2 separate regions of the Homo sapiens genome follow, and region 1 is linked to region 2. Evidence: chromatin loops called from intact Hi-C (ENCODE). Cell type or tissue: CD4-positive, alpha-beta T cell. All regions are shown on one strand. Each heading gives the region's core, and the rest is flanking DNA. Links, peaks and the distances in the headings are about the cores only. Region 1 overlaps ABHD2 (abhydrolase domain containing 2, acylglycerol lipase). Region 2 holds the start of HAPLN3 (hyaluronan and proteoglycan link protein 3).

Region 1 (2,905 bases), core at 307-2,806, 280 kb after region 2:
AAGTATTTGTCTCTGTCAGGCATCCCAGGCATCATCACAAAGGAGCTGATCTACTGGGTCAAGCTTTCTCCCACCCCTTAGTCTCTTGCCAGTAGATGCCCCACAGGATGAGTCCCAGGAGGGCGTGGTCATCTGCCCCGATTCCCCTGAAGATCACTGCTGTCCCAGGTCTCTCAAGAGTCACCACACTCACACGTTCACACACACATGCACACACTCACACTATACACACACCTCTCCAGGCTCTTCAAATACATTCATATTTTTTTCTGTACTCTTCATGGTGTCTTTCGTTTTACCAATGAGTATAACCAGTTATTAAAAATCTGATGAAAAAATTTGAAACACACGGGAAAGTTTAAAAACACCTCCCTATTGATCCAGTCTAATGCCAAACAGTCCTTATCGTTATTCAAAGAATCTTTTTGCCTCACCTGTATATCTCATGCTGCAGTTTAAACATACCTTGTTACTTTCTGATGGATAGAGGCCATCTATATTATTTCTAAAAATACATATTACTGGAATTTAAAGCCAGCACACCCAAAAGACACATGTGGGCCCAGGATTCAGCCTCTCCCTATGAGGCTTAAAGCTGGCTGAAAAAGGTGATCTAAATGTACCCACGATAGACATGAGAAACATCTCTGATGAAACCCTTCCTGAGTCCCAGGACCAAGGTCTGGGTTCTATTTTTCCGTGCCGGCAATATGGGGATGATGATGATAAGCAGTACCTACCTCATAGCACCGCTGAGAGTCAAATGAGTTGATGCGTGTGAAGTGCTTAGAACAGTGCCCAGCACGCAGAACGTAAGCCACTGTTCATTTTCATTATCGTCATCATCGTCATTCACTGTAAAATGAAGGAGGTGGGTTCGATCGGCGGATCACAAAGACCGGTCCAGTGAACTAGTGACTGCCTCACTTCATAAGGAATCACTTGGAGGATCATGTTAGAAAGAAATTCTGTTTCTTGGGCCCCACCCTTGGAGATTTTGATTCATGAAGTTGGAGGCATGGGACCTCAGAAGTCTGCATTTTGGATACATTTCATAGGCGAGTTTTCAGTTTAGTTACGTTTAGCAGTCCCCGGGGTTAGTGACCTCAGTGGTCTCTCCAGCTGCTCTCGCGTTCCAGGACCAGGCTAGTCCCCCATCTTCCTACCAGGAATCTTTTCCTTCACTCCTCTGGACACTGGGGAGTCAGCTGAGAGGACATGTGCCTTTATCTTGGTGGGACTAGTAATATCCAACTCCCAGCTCATAGCCACGTGTAACCAGAATTAACCAAAGTCCTGTCGGGCCCAGTCACTGGGATAAGAAAGACATGAGCAAGGGGCCTACCCCAGGATCCAAGGGAGCAGAACTAGGACGTTTGTTTTGTTTTCTTTTTTTTCAATGCACAAAATCTTAACACGACAATCCCTTCATCTCATTTTGCTGCAGTAGCGCCATCTGCTGTCAGCAAGAGCACATGATTGACGCAGCAAGCTAAGGTGTTTGAACTAAGGCAAAGAAGGCTCAAGAAGCTAGAAAACTAAAATCTGTGAGGTGCTATACATTTTGCAGACATAGCCTACACAGCCTCTTCCTTGAGACCTCAGAGGGCTTCATACACATAACTAACTATTGGCACACCAACCTCATGCAACAAAGAGCAAGTTGCAACTTTATTGTCTGGAGCACAGAGAACTAACTTGCCCAGGCTAAGATCATGTGGTCCTGCATATGGGAACTGGCACCAGGTCAGAGAGACACTGTTGTCCTTGTGTGTGCTGGTCCAAGGCTCAGGTACCCTCAACATTTAAACCAGATCTATGGAATAAATGGAGCACAGTTCCTTACTTTAAACCAGTATAACCTTTTTTTTTCCTGCCAAGGCTTGAGGGCGATGAGCCTTTCAGCACTGGGATGGTGGCAGCTGCATAAGTGCTTCCCATCACACCAAGGTGGAGCCGGGGAGGCCCGTCTGCCTCTGCAGGGGCCACACGAGAGTTCATGCGTCTGGTAAATCTCTCCTAGCTGAGTCTGGAGACCCGCTTCCTCAGTGAACCCCTCCCTCTGGCTTCTCCTCCCGTAGCTCACCTCCCATCTAGCCAGAGCCGGTTGAAGGCTCAGAGAGAAGCCAGCCACCCGCTTGCTGTAGTTAGCAAAGTCTAGCTGCTGCTAAACTAGCTCACCTTCTACCTAAATGTGCTGAACCACTGAAGGAGGGACACAGATGCCCTGAAATCACCTGGTATCCGGCAGACTTTAACATGTTCCCTCAGCATAAACAGCTGCCAACCCGCCTGGGGACTCTGTGTGGTGAGACATCCTCCTAGGTAACAGGGACACAGCCTTGAACAAGGCTGACTAATTCCCTGCCTTCATGGAGCTTAAAGAAAATGGGGAGAGAAGCATTTTTGGTCTGGTTTCAGGTAAAATAAATTCTTTCCCAAGAAAGCCCTCAACAACCTTATGTTACAGAATTGACCAGTAATAATAAAACTAAAACAAAAGCATTTTATTGCAGTTTGGGTGTAAAAGATAGTCTGTATCTGAGGACCTCACAGCACTTAAGACAGCAGAGTGATATTTACAAAGCCACAAAGCAACAAATACATGTTACTAAGATATTACACATTTAGGCATATGGGTGCCAAGGAGGTCCTCAGTCAAGTGGGGGGTCCATGAGGAGGGATTTCTGAAGGAGGTGAGGGTGAGGAGGACAGTAGCACAGGGCCCAGGCCAGGGGCAGAAGCCCCTTACAGCAGGGGTCCCAACTGCTGTTAGGAACCAGGCCGCACAGCAGGAGGTGAGCGGTGGGCAGGTCACAGTGGGCAAAGCAGTAGGGAAGCAGTGGGTGAACCTTCATCTGTATTTAGTCTCATTCCCCATTGATCACATTACTGCCTGAGTTCC
Region 2 (2,905 bases), core at 120-2,619:
TCGAGACTGGCCTGGCCAACACAGTGAAACCCCCATCTCTAATGAAAATACAAAATTTAGCTGGGTGTGGTGGCAGATGCCTGTAATCCCAGCTACTGGGGTGGCTAAGGCAGGAGAATTGTTTGAACCCAGGAGGCGGAAGTTGCAGTGAGCCAAGACCACACCACTGCACTCCAGACTGGCCGACAGAGCAAGACTCCAGCTCAAAAAAAAAAAATGGGCTGTGGTGACAATTATAGAAGATGTATGATGTCTGGTCCCTGGCATGCAGCAGGTGCTCAACAAATGAACATGGCAAAGATTTCAGGCTCTAGAAGCAGATTGGCTGCCTGCATTCAGTTCTGGCTCCACCCACTTACTAACCCTCTGTCATTGGACAAGTCGCTGCACCTCTCTGAGCCTCAGTTTCTTCATCTTTAAAATGGGGGTCACAAGCCAGGCACAGTGCCTCATGCCTGTTATCCCTGCACTTTGGGAGGCTGAGGTGGGCAGATCACCTGAGGTCAAGAGTTCAAGACTAGCCTGGCCAACACGGTGAAACCCCATCTCTACTAAAAATACAAAAATTAGCCGAGTGTGGTGATGAGCGCTTGTAGTCCCAGCTACTCGGGAGGCTGAAGCAGAAGAATCGCTTGAACCCAGGAGGCGGAGGTTGCAGTGAGCCGAGATTGAGCCATTGCACTCCAGTCTGGGCAAGAAGAGTGAGACTCCATCTCAAAAAAAAAAAAAAAGTTGGGGTGGGGGGGGCGGTCACGACAATACCAAACAGAAAACACTCTCGTGAAGATTAAGGGAGAGAATAGCTGCAGAGCACTGAAAATACTGCTTGATGCTTGATAAGGAGCAAGCACTGGGAAAATATGACCTGTTACTACTCTGGTGAGCAGTTCACACAGTGAAGTCTTACACCATCTCAGTGGCTCTTTCTCCTCTCTCACTGCCTACGAGACAAAGTGGTCACCACTGCCTCCTCTTCACAGTTGAGGAAACTGAGGCCAAGAGAGTGGAGGTCAGTGAACTACCCAAGGCGTTATCTTTGTCAAATATCTCGAACTTAGAGAAAGTTCAGGTTTCCTGATGACCAGCCCTTTGCTTTTCCCAGGCGCCCCAGCCTAGGGACCCCTCCACCCAAGAACAATAAGCCTGGGCTTGGAGGGAGGGTAGGTGCCACCTCCCTGCCAGGTGCATGTCCGCACTGGGCCTTCCGTGAGTACAAGTCCCCCAGGTACCAGCAGGAGGCAGCATCGCCCGCGAGGTCTGCACGAGCGCTGCTCCCAGCGAGAAATTTGACATCCCTGTCCCTGTTTGCACAAGGCTTGATCTCCGCCTTTGAAACCTGCAGCCCCCAGGAGAATGAAAACCGGAGGTGTTTCCCAATCCGCTGGCCCGGGCGGCGTCGAGGGAGAGAAGCCAGGGCCCCTCTCAATCGCTGCCCCCTACTCCAGGGAGCACAGGCACTCCCGCGGGTCAGCGCTGGACACCAAGGTCCCAACAGGTTTACAGGCTGCCTGTGGCCTGTGGCTGCCAACGAGCTGGTGGCAGGACTGGGTCCAAGTGCCGTGCTGTTTCCATACTGGCTGCGCACAAGCCTACGTTTCTCCCTGAGGGTCGCCATCTCCCACCCAGGGCTCTGCCCTCCACCCTCCCTACCCTTCTGGCCTCGCTGTCCCTGGGGCAAGAACCCCGGTGAGCGAGGTCTGGAACCCATAGGCATCAGTTGCCTTTGCCCCAGGCGCCCAGAGCCGGCCAGCTGCGGTCCAGAGGCGCAGGTCCGCCAGCCGCCTCGCAGGTTGCCCTCAGCCCCTCCCAGGACTCCCGGGGCCCCCGGAGCATCCAACAGATACCCAGGGGCAGGGCCTGGGGCGCCGCGGACGGCACTGGAGGCAGCCGACCCTGGACAGACGACAGGGGAGAGAGCCAAGCGGACCCTGGCAGGAAGGGGGCTGGAGGCGGACGGTGGTCTCGGAGGCCACGGGGTCCGCTCGGGCTCTGCTCCCTCACGGTGGGCACGAGGGTCCGGCGCCCGCATCCCCGCGCCGCTCCCTCCCCACTTGTGCCCCGGGCGCCCCTCGCCCGCGATCACAGCCCATCTCAGCCCGGGCCTCCGCAGTGCCCGGCCCACGCCTCCTGCCCCTTCCCCGGACCCTGCCCGGGAGGTGTGGGGACCCGCAGGGCACCCAAAGCGGTAAGGGAGGAACCCGGCCCGCACACAGCCCCAGAAGCCCAGCGACCCCTAAGCCACGTACCGTCCCCAGGCAGCTCCTCGACGGCTAGAGCTCTCGGGGGCCGCGAGCTGTCCCGGTCCAAGGCAGCAGTCTGATTTCGGGGAAATTAAAAGGGCAGAAAGGAAGCGGCAGCAGAAAAACCCCCGCGCTCCCGCCAGACCAGCCCCTTAAAGGAACACGCGCACCTTTCCCTCCCAAGGGCTGGGCTCGAAGGGAGGAGCTGCTGCAGGCTTGAGCGGTCTCCAGACTCGCTGGGAACCACCGCAAAGAGGGTGTGCAAGAGTTGAGGCCCTCACGTCTTGGGAAAGGAGAGTAGGGGTGGAATAGGAGAGTTTGGGGAGGGGGGATCCCCTTAGAAAGCCTGGTATACCAAAAACAGTGGGAGTAAGCAGGGGAAGCCCCTGTCCAGCATTCTGCTAGGGGCTAAGGCTGCTCCCCACCTTTGATTGTGGAAGGGGTGAGACTTCTGTATTACTTTCTTTTCCAAATAGAAAGCAAGGGGGTGAGGCCAGGTGCAGTGAGTGGCTCATGCTTGTAACCCCAGCACTTTGGGAGGTGGAGGCCGGTGGATCACCTGAGGTCAGGAGTTCAAGACCAGCCTGGGCAACATGGTGAAACCCTGTCCCTACTAAAAATACAAAATTAGCTGGGCGTGGTGGAGCATGCCTGTAATCCCAGCT

Evidence for each region. Hi-C counts contacts between places; a loop is a spot of excess contacts. Peaks named below come from ENCODE experiments on the same cell type or tissue, not always from the same donor. Only the 100,000 strongest peaks of a DNase experiment are listed, where the experiment ranks them.
Region 1: it touches region 2 in a loop (12-fold over the local background); 92 of 110 quality-filtered maps call a loop at or near these places.

What each region holds. Positions count from the first base shown.
Region 1 is chr15:89,176,471-89,179,375 of GRCh38, forward strand. The region is part of intron 6 of ABHD2 (abhydrolase domain containing 2, acylglycerol lipase); the gene reads left to right. Among named protein-coding and RNA genes, the nearest start is that of RLBP1, 44 kb to the right of the region's middle. RefSeq lists a silencer at 1,308-1,602. In CD4-positive, alpha-beta T cell, for the core only: CTCF peaks have their summits at 1,452 (motif pointing left) and 1,652; a DNase peak (open chromatin) is centred at 1,461.
Region 2 is chr15:88,893,213-88,896,117 of GRCh38, forward strand. HAPLN3 (hyaluronan and proteoglycan link protein 3) reads right to left here and starts at 2,332. Exons shown (of 5, transcript NM_178232.4): 1 at 2,247-2,332. RefSeq lists an enhancer at 1,558-2,169. In CD4-positive, alpha-beta T cell, for the core only: CTCF peaks have their summits at 1,216 (motif pointing right) and 1,419; DNase peaks (open chromatin) are centred at 1,239, 1,689 and 2,389; H3K4me3 peaks cover 1,775 bases; H3K27ac peaks cover 282 bases.